Regions from separate parts of the Homo sapiens genome. Here region 2 is linked to region 1. A link is an interaction called in ENCODE POLR2A ChIA-PET data of the cell type or tissue named here. Cell type or tissue: HCT116. All regions are shown on one strand.

Evidence for each region. Peaks named below come from ENCODE experiments on the same cell type or tissue, not always from the same donor. Only the 100,000 strongest peaks of a DNase experiment are listed, where the experiment ranks them.
Region 2: POLR2A ChIA-PET joins it to region 1 with 5 read pairs; 3 of 35 experiments call an interaction of 5 or more read pairs at or near these places.

What each region holds. Positions count from the first base shown.
Region 1 is chr2:223,820,703-223,825,702 of GRCh38, reverse strand. The region is part of intron 1 of AP1S3 (adaptor related protein complex 1 subunit sigma 3); the gene reads left to right. Among named protein-coding and RNA genes, the nearest start is that of AP1S3, 14 kb to the left of the region's middle. In HCT116, no CTCF peak of the experiment used is centred here; no DNase peak of the experiment used is centred here; H3K27ac peaks cover 3,211 bases.
Region 2 is chr2:223,554,849-223,559,848 of GRCh38, reverse strand. No RefSeq gene overlaps it. Among named protein-coding and RNA genes, the nearest start is that of SCG2, 45 kb to the left of the region's middle. In HCT116, no CTCF peak of the experiment used is centred here; a DNase peak (open chromatin) is centred at 2,068; H3K4me3 peaks cover 1,364 bases; H3K27ac peaks cover 5,000 bases.

The sequences.
Region 1 (5,000 bases):
TAATAGGAAAAAAAACCCCACAAATATAAGATCTGTTTCTTGATTACAAGATACTTGTCATGTTTTTGGGCAAAATTTTTTACATGCATAGCAAATCTAGAGTGGAAAATTAAGCTCTGAAGTATGTTGTTAAATTATATAATTGCCACAGGAATTCAGTGGGGAGGAGATGGGAGAGACAGGCCTGGGGCTGAGCCTGGAAGGGTGGGATGACCCCGCCTTCAGCTCTTCAGAAAACAGTGTGTGTATGAGTGACTGGATGTGTGTGTGAGAGGGAAGGGGTCAGTGAGTAGAATAAAGAAAGGGAATAATTATTAAGGAAATAGAAGTGCTGGAGGAGAACTGGGTGAAGGTCGACCATGAGGAACTGTTTTCTTTTCTTTTTTTTTTGAGACGGAGTCTCCCTCTGTCACCCAGGCTGGAGTGCAGTGGCGCGATCTCAGCTCACTGCAAGCTCCGCCTCCCGGGTTCACGCCATTCTCCTATCTCAGCCTCAGGAGTAGCTGGGACTACAGGCGCCCGCCACCACGCCCGGCTAATTTTTTGTATTTTTTTTTAGTAGAGATGGGGTTTCACCGTGTTAGCCAGGATGGTCTAGATCTCCTGACCTCGTGCTCCGCCCGCCTCAGCCTCCCAAAGTGCTGTGATTACAGGCGTGAGCCACCGAGCCCGGCCGAGGAACTGTTTTCTTATTGACACTTCCATCTCCACCCTTTCTTCCCAGCTCTGCCCCTCCGGGTAATCCCACTAACGAATTATGTATCCAGTATTATTGGAGTGACATTTCTCACGTGTGAATTTTTCACATAACTAAAAAACAAACCTAAAAAAAAGTTAGAGTTAAAAAAATAGTAATACCTTCCTTTTAGGCCAGTTGCGGTGGCTTACGCCTGCAATCCCAGCACTTTGGGAGGCCGTGACGGGTGGATCATTTGATGTCAGGAGTTGAGACCAGCCTGGCCAAATGGTGAAACCCTATCTCTCCTGAAAATATAGAAATTAGCTGCGCATGTGGCAGGCGCCTGTAATCCCAGCCACTCCGGAGGCTGAGGCAGGAGAATCACTTGGACCTGGGAGGGGGAGGTTACAATGAGCCGAGATAGCGCCACTGCACTTCAGCCTGGGCGACAGAGCAAGATTCTCAAAAAAAAACCCCACCTGCCTTTTGCATTTGGAGAAATGAGTCAAAAGTAGCTTGTGGCTTATCCAAAGTCAGGCGGTGCCTCAGCCACTCAACCGCATGGCTTAGGGGATGACCTTACCTTACCTTCCACACAAGGTGTAATGCTGTTGAAATTGCAGGTGTATTTAGAAGTCTCTGTGTATGTCTTTTGTCTCTGAGTGGATTATCTCATGTATCATTTTTGGATATTTTTGTGTATCTTTAAAAAACCATCTATAGCTGGGCCCAGTAGCTCACATCTATAATCCCCGCACTTTGGGAGGCTGAGGCAGGCTGATTGCATGAGCCCAAAAGTTCGAGGCCAGCCTGGGCAATATGGCAAAACCCCATCTTTACTAAAAAAAATACAAAAGTTAGCTGGGTGTCTGGGTGTGGTGATGCATGCCTGTAGTCCCAGCTACTCAGGAGGCTCAGGTGGGAAGATCAATTGAGCCCTGGAAATTGAGGCTGCAGTGAGCCATGATCACACCACTGCGCTCTAGTGCAAGATCCCATTTCAAAAAACAAACAAAAACAACGACAAACCGTCTACTATTTCCCTCTACACCCCTATATGTCTGCCCCCAGGCTTTCTTCCTCTGCCACTTTAATGTGTGCTTTGAGAAGGGAAGTTTATTTTTTAAATCTGTTTTTAAAAACTGACACATAAAAATTGTATAAATTTACACCGTACAACAAGCTGTTTTGATATGTATACACATTGCAAAATGGTTAAATCAAGCTAATTAGAATATGTGTTACCTCACATATTTGTAATTGTGTGTGTGTGTGATGAGAACACATAAAATATACTCTTAGTAATTTTCAAGTATATAATACATTGTTTTTAACTATAGTCACCATGTTGTACCATAGAGCTCTTGAATTTACTGCTGTTGTCTAACTGAAAGTTTGTATCCTTCAACCAATATCTCCTCAATTTCTTCTCTGTCCCCCCAGCTCCTGGTAACCACTATTCTACTCTCTCTCTGCTTCTATGACTTCATCTTTCTTTGATTTCACATTTAAGTGTGATCATATGGTACTTTTTCTGTGCTTGGCTTGTCTCACTTAATATAATGTCTTTCAGGTTCATCCATGTTCTCACAAATGACAGGGTTTTCTGCTTTCTAAAGGCCAAATAGTATTCCATTGTGTATATATACCACAATTTCTGTAACCATCCACTGACGGACATTTAGGTTGATTCTATAGCTTGGGCCATTGTGAAGAGTGAGGCAATGAACCTGGGATTGCAGGTATCTCCTCCAAATGCTGATTTCATATCCCTTGGGTATATACTCAGTAGTGGGATTGCTGGATCATATGTGAGTTCTATTTTTAATATTTTTGGGGGGCCTTGATACTGTTTTCTATAATAGCTGTACTAATTTACATTCCCACCAACAGTGTACCAAGGTCTCTTTTCTCCAACCTTGCTAACACTTATTATCTTTCATCTTTTTGATAGTAGCCTTTCTAACAGGTGTGAGGTGGTATTTCACTGTGGCTCTTAATTTGCATTTCCAGATGATTAGTGATGCTGAGCATTTTTTTCCCCATATACTGGTTGGCCATCTGTATATCTTTTTTTCAAGAAATGTCTATGTAGGTTCTTTGCCCATTTTTTTTCAGTTGGGTTGTTTTTTTGCTATTGAGTTGTTTGAGTTCCTTATGTATTTTGTACATTAACCCCTTACTGGATTTATGGATTGTAAATATTTTCTCCCATTTCATAGGTTGTGTCTTCACTCTGTTGGTTGTTTTCTCTGCTGTGCAGAAGCTTTTTAGTTTGATGTAATAGAGGAGTTTATTTTATTTTATTGTACTTTTATTTTTACTTTATTTATTTTTTTGAGATGGAGTTTTGCTCTTATTGCCCAGGCTGGAGTGCAATGGCGCGATCTCGGCTCACTGCAACCTCCGCCTCCCAGGTTAAAGCGATTCTCCTGCCTCAGCCTCCTGAGTAGCTGGGATTACAGGAATGCACCACCATGCCCGGCTAATTTTGTATTTTTAGTAGAGATGAGGTTTCTCCATGTTGGTAAGGTTGGTCTCAAACTCCTGACCTCAGGTGATCCACCCACCTCAGCCTCCCAAAGTGCTGGGATTACAGGCATTAGCCATCGTGCCTGGCCTATTTTTAATTTTTTTTTTTAAGACAGGATCTTACTGTGTCACTCAGGCTGGAGTGCAGTGGAGTGATCATGGCTCACCACAGCCTGCGCTCAAGCAATCCTCTTGTCTCAGCCTCCCGAGTAGCTGGGACTACAGGTCGTGACACCATGCCCAGCTCATTTTTTCTATTTTTTTTGTAGAGACAAGGTCTCACTATATTGCCCAGGCTGGTCTTGAACTCCTAGGCTCAAGCAGTCCTCCAATCTCAGCCTCCCAAAGTGCTGGGATTATAGGCGTGAACCACTGTGCCTGGCCAGGAGTTGATTTTAATAGCAGCTTGAGACAATCACCATTAGAAAGGCAGAAGAGCATATTGCTTGGAAGGATTGCTGGACTGGACGATGAGGGGACTTCGTTTCTATACTCAGCTGTGCCGATAACTGCGACCTCCCGACAATATCTAGCTTCTCTGGGGCTTGTCTTTGGTTGTCAAATGAGAACTTGGGCTTGAGATACAATCTTGAAAACTCTTTCTGGCTCTCAGTCTGTTATTGGCTACAAGAAAATAATAATATGTCTCTATGAACATAACGTACGTTATTTTCCAAGTATGTCAGAATCAAAAGCAAGGCTGGCCTGATGCTCAGTTGTTAAGCATATGTCCTTGTGTTGCTGTTGCCCAGGAGCCAGGCTCATCCAGGTGTGGCTGGAAGATGGGGGTTTTCGTGTCCATAGCTGGCTGGAGGGGCCAACAGCCATGCACATAGGGGGCACGTGGCTGCATTGCTCACGAATCTTGCATTGCTCACGAAATCTCTGTGTGTCTAGCTGCTATAGTAAGTGCAGTTTTGGCTTCAATGAGATCAAGTGGAGAAGCAGCACAGCACTACTATTTTGCTTTAGGCATATATTTATTGAATACCTACCAGAATTGGGACATTATTAAGAGATAAAAAGTTAACAAAACTGGCTGGGTGTGGTGGCTTAAGCCTGTGATCCCAGCACTTTGGGAGGCCGAGGCAGGTGGATCATGAGGTCAGGAGTTCAAGACCAGCCTGGCCAACATAGTGAAACTCCATCTCTACTAAAAATACAAAAAATTAGCTGGGTGTGGTGGCGGGTGCCTGTAATCCCAGCTATTCAGGAGGCTAAGGCAGGAAAATCGCTTGAATCTGGGAGGTGGAGGTTGCAGTGAGCTGAGATGGTGCTACTGCACACTCCAGCCTGGGCGACAGTGTGAGACTCTGCCATAGATAGATAGATAGATAAATAGATAGATAAATAAAGTTAACAAAACTGATTATGCTTCTGCTCCAGGGAGGGAAGGCATCCATACCTAGAGCAGCTTGGATGTCATTCTAAATAGAGGGTTTCTCTCAAGAGCATGGAAGATGAATGTATGGTTGGGAGGCTCACGGTGTATAGGGAAGTATGTGTTTTGAGAGGGCCCTGAAAGTATGTTAGAGACTTGGGTTAGTGAGAAGTGTATTTCAGGCATGATGGGGAAGGAGGAGCTGGGGCAGTGAGACTGGTTCCAGCAAGGTGTGTTTCAGGGTTTGCAAAGCAGATTGGTTTGGCTGCCCATGAGAATGAGTTTGGGAAACAGACATATACTCCCAAAACGTCAGCAATCTAGTTCCCGAGAAAAAGTGGAGTCATATGGTGGAGGATGTTGATTTGCAAAGGAAATTTTCTCCTTATCATTTGTCTGGAGGGCAGT
Region 2 (5,000 bases), 270 kb after region 1:
AAATGCATGTTGATTACCTTCTAACAAAAATCATGATTGGCGATTAATATCAGACTATTATAGCTGCCTCATTGTTTTCCATGACTGAGTAGTATTTCACAGAATACATCTGCCATACACTGTATAATGCTTAGACTATTATAAATAATTAGATTACAACAATTTTTTATATTGCAGATAATATTAACTATTGACTTCCGTATACAAATATCTGTTTGCATGTATCTTGGACAGTTTTATAGATTTGCTGGAATTTCTAATTTAAAAGACATGTATGTTGTAATTTTGTCATATGACACCAAGTTACAGTTGCAAAGTTTAATTTGTACTCTCTGTCAAGCCTACAAGTCCCAATTTACCTATATATATGCCTGCACTGGTTATTATCAGCATTTTCTATTTTTGCCAGTCTGATGGACAAAACTTGGCATCCATTGTTGTTTTAACTTGTGAGATTACTTGATTACTTTGTAGGTTAGGTATCTTTTCACATGCTAATTGGACTTGGTATTTTGTCCAATGATGCTTTAATAAAGCAAAGTCTGTGCATATTTAATATGTACAATCTGATGAGTTTGAAAATATGCAGACACCCATGATATCATTGTCACAATCAAGGTAATAGGCATATCCAACACCTCTCAAGGTTTCCTTGTGTCTCTTTGTTTTTGCTTTCATTTTTGATTTTCGGTAAGAACACAACATGAGATCTACCCTCTTGATAACTTTTAAAGTGCACAATACCATGTTATTAACTACAGGAACTATATTGTACAACAGCTCTCTAGAATTTATTCATCTAGTGTAGCTGACACTTTATACTCATTAAACAACAGCTTCCCATTTCCCACCCCCTCCAGCCTCTGGCAACAATTCTCTGCTTCTATGAGTTTGACTATTGTAGATACCTCATATAGGTGGAACCATGCAGTATTCACCCTGCTGTGAGTGGCTTATTTCACTTAGCGTGATGTCCTCTAGCTTTATCCATGTTTTCACAAGTGGCAGAATTTTCTTCTTTTTATAAACTAAACAAGAATGGGCACAGGGGCTCACACCTGTAATTCCAGCACTTTGGGAGGCCGAGGCGGGCAGTTCACTTGAACCCAGGAGTTAGAGACCAGCTTGGGCAAGATGGTAAAACCCCGTCTCTACCAAAAATGCAAAAAATTAGCTAGGGGTGGTAGCAGGCACCTGTAGTCTCAGCTACTCGGAAAGCTGAAGTGGGAGGATAGCTTGAGCCAGGGAAGCTGAGGCTGCAGTGAGCCATCATTGTGCCACTACACCCTAGCCTGGACCACAGAGCAAGAACCTGTCTCAAAAAAACCAAACCAAAACTAAACTGAACAATAGTCCATTGTGTGTTTATATCACATTTTAAAAATTCATTCATCTGGCTGGGTGCGGTGGCTCATGCCTGTAATTCCAGCACTTTGGGAGCCAAGGCAGGAGGATCACTTGAGGTCAAGAGTTCAAGACCAGCCTGGCCAACAATGGAGCAAAACCTTGTCTCAACTAAAAATACAAAAATTATTTGGGCATGGTGGCGTGCCTGTAGTCCCAGCTACTTGGGAGGCTGAGGTACTAGAATCACTTAAACCTGGGAGGTGGAAATTGCAGTGAGTCGAGATCAGGCCACTGCACTCCAGCCTGGGTTATAGAGCAAGACCCTGCCTCAAAAAAGAAAGAAAGAAAGAAAGAAATTCATTTATCTATTGATGTATACTTGGGTTGTTTCCCTGTGTGAACTGTGAACTGTTTTATTTTTATTTTTTTGAGATGGAGTTCTGCTCTGTCACCCAGGCTGGAGTGCAGTGGCATGATCTCGGTTCACTGCAACCTCTGCCTCCGGGGTTCAAGCCGATTCTCCTGCCTTAGCCACCCGAGTGGCTGGGACTACAGGTGCATGTCACCACACCCAGCTAATTTTTGTATTTTTAGTAGAGACGGGGTTTCACCACATTGGCCAGGCTGGTCTTGAACTTCTGACCTCAGGTGATCCACCTACCTTGGCCTCCCGAAGTGCTGGGATTACAGGTATGAGTCACTGTGCCCGGTTTGAACTGTTTTAAATAATGCTGCAATGAATATGGGCATGAAGACATCTCTTCAACATACTGATTTCATTTCCTTTGGATATATATGCAAAAGTGGGATGGCTGAATCCTAAGGTACTTCTTACTATTTCTTACATTTTTTTCCTCTTTAGATTATCTTAGGTCTTGTAGGTAGAGGATCATATCTAAGATAATTAGTTTTTGATTTCATTGTTCCCAAAATGAATTTATACCTTTATATTTTTCCATATTTTTTTCTTTGGCCAGGACTGCCCAGAGCAAAGGTGACAATGGCCATCTTTATCACCTTACTGATTTTTATGAACGTGCTTCAAATGTTTTACCTAGGTAAAGTGTTTGCTCTCAACTTCCATTAGGTGACATTTATAAAATAAATTTATTTTTATTTCTTACTTACTGATACCTTTGAAAGATAGAAACAGGTGTTGAATTTTATCAAATACTAAGTAACATGTCTTAAGATCTGTTAAAACAATTATTTGGGTGTCTCCTTTATCTTATTAAGGAATGTAATTTAATTGATTGTCTATAGTTTAATAAATTGGTTATAATTTAATTCATTGTTTATAGTTTTCTTCTTTATGTTTTCTTTTTTCTGTCTGGTTTTGGTACCAGGGTTATAGTTAGTTTCACTGAATGAGTTGGAAAGTATTCTATCAATTATTTTGTGTTCTGGAACAGGACATAGAAATTTGTATAACATAAGTATATTATCTATTCAGATTTGGATATGCCTATGGAATCTAAGTGTGATTCCATGCCTATGGAATCTAATCTGCCTATGGAATCTAAGTGTGATGTCTTTATTTTTTTTTTTGAGAAGGAACCTCACTCTGTCACCCAGGCTGGAGTGCAATGGTGTGATCTCAGCTCACTGCAACCTCCGCCTCCCGGGTTCAAGTGATTCTCCTGCCTCAGCTTCCTGAGTAGCTGGGACTACAGGCGCGTGCCACCACACCCAGCTAATTTTTATATTTTTAGTAGAGATGAGTTTTCACCATGTTGGCGAGGATGGTCTCGATCTCTTGACCTCATCATCTGCCCACCTCAGCTTCCCAAAGTGCTGGGATTACAGGCGTGAGCCACCGTGCCCTGTCTAAGTGTGATGTCTTTAAAAAATTTTAGTAGTCATTTGATCAAATTGTTACTTTTGCCAGTGTCTATTCATCTTTCCATGTCTTCTACTGCTTATTGAGTGAAATACACATATTTTTAAACTTTCTGAAAAATGCATCCATTTCATGTATATTTTCAAGATTTTTGGCATACATCTGTACAGAGCATTCTCTTATAGTTTGAGAAATCTCTCTCATGTCTACAGTTACAGTCCTGAGACCTTTTGTTATTCTGGGATTCTGATGAAAAAACTCCCTTGTTGGTCTGCATGGAGTTTCTTCAAATGTCAACCACCCCATGAGGATGGGAACTGTTTTCCACAAGAATGCAAATGCATTAAGAGCAGGAACTTCTGCCTGCCTAACACAGAGTGTGCACTCATTAATATTTGTTGATGAGTAAAAGTTGTAGATCAATATCGATTGTTTCATCTTTGACAACTTTTCTGCATTTTTAGAGCTGTAGTGACTGTATTTTTATATTTCTTCTGGAATTGTAATGGGACTTGGGACAGAGAATACTTATTTAGTTAGCAACTTTGAGCTGGCGGTCTGTGAACATCACTCCGTCGTGTGTGCGGTGGAGCACCATGAGCTCCTTCAGGTGGCATTAATGCCTAGGGATAATGACACACTCTTCCCTCAAGCAGTATTTGCCTTTTCTTTTTCGTTTATTCTTTCCCCTCCCCACAGTTCTTAGATAGTCACATACAAAAAAGGTAACTCCATTGAAAGGTTTAACACTCATTATTACTTAATTCTTTATAGCCCCTAATTGTCTCAGCTTTTCTTGATGATCTTATTCTCACTCCTTTGCAGTAGGACTCTCCTCACTTTCAGTGTTGTCCAATAAGTTTCCTCTGCCCCCAACTTCTCACATCATTCTTCATCCATGTCTTCAAATGTCATGCCCCTTTACAGTGTGATCAGATCTGGATTCCAAACTGAAAAGTGCACGTTACTGATTGGTCAGAACTTCCCGAAGCATTATTCTGTTATTTTTATTGATTTTTATTTTTTTTAACTCCTGGGTCAGAAACAACATAGCTTTATTCTAATCATTAAAGAAAAAACCCCAAATTCCCAAATTAGGGAATGAGGACACCAAAAGGTTGCATTATTTGAAAAGACACAACTAACCAAGCCAGTAAGTAAACACACAGACCAAAACCAAATACACAGAAATATAAATGGGTAATGAATTTGGGTATAGTGTATACAGGTATTTATACATTCTTGCAAATTTTCTGTTCATTTGAAATTACATCTCAGTAAAAAGTTAAAAAACAAGCAAACAAAAATCGTGTAAGCGCATGCATACAGAGAATCTTGAGTATATCAGTTATTCTGGAAGAGCTTTTCTTCCTCACCACTCATCCGCATCTTCCTGGAATGTGTTACCAGCTGTTGTTATGTGGTAAGATAGAGGTTGGTCCCAGGCTTCCCAGGTGCAACCACCAGGGAAGCGATCAGGAGACACAGAAAGCTTTCTTGAGAATAACAAGGTTAATACTCCCTGGTAAAAACACTTCCCTTTTTATCTGACCTCAGAAGCATTTCCCTTCAGTAAAAGGAGGTTCTGTGATGAAATGAGAATCATCTGAAATAACAGAATGCATTATATTTTCCCACATATTGTTATTTTTGTGTTATAGATTCCCTGGGTATCACAATACATTCCCAACTCTTCCCATTTAATCTTCCTATTTCCAAAGCGATGAAGCTGTGCCAGAGCTAATGGCTTCCTACGAAGTGCTGCAGCAGCAATTGCTTCCTCAGAGACAAAGCTGTTGGTGGAGACTTGAAG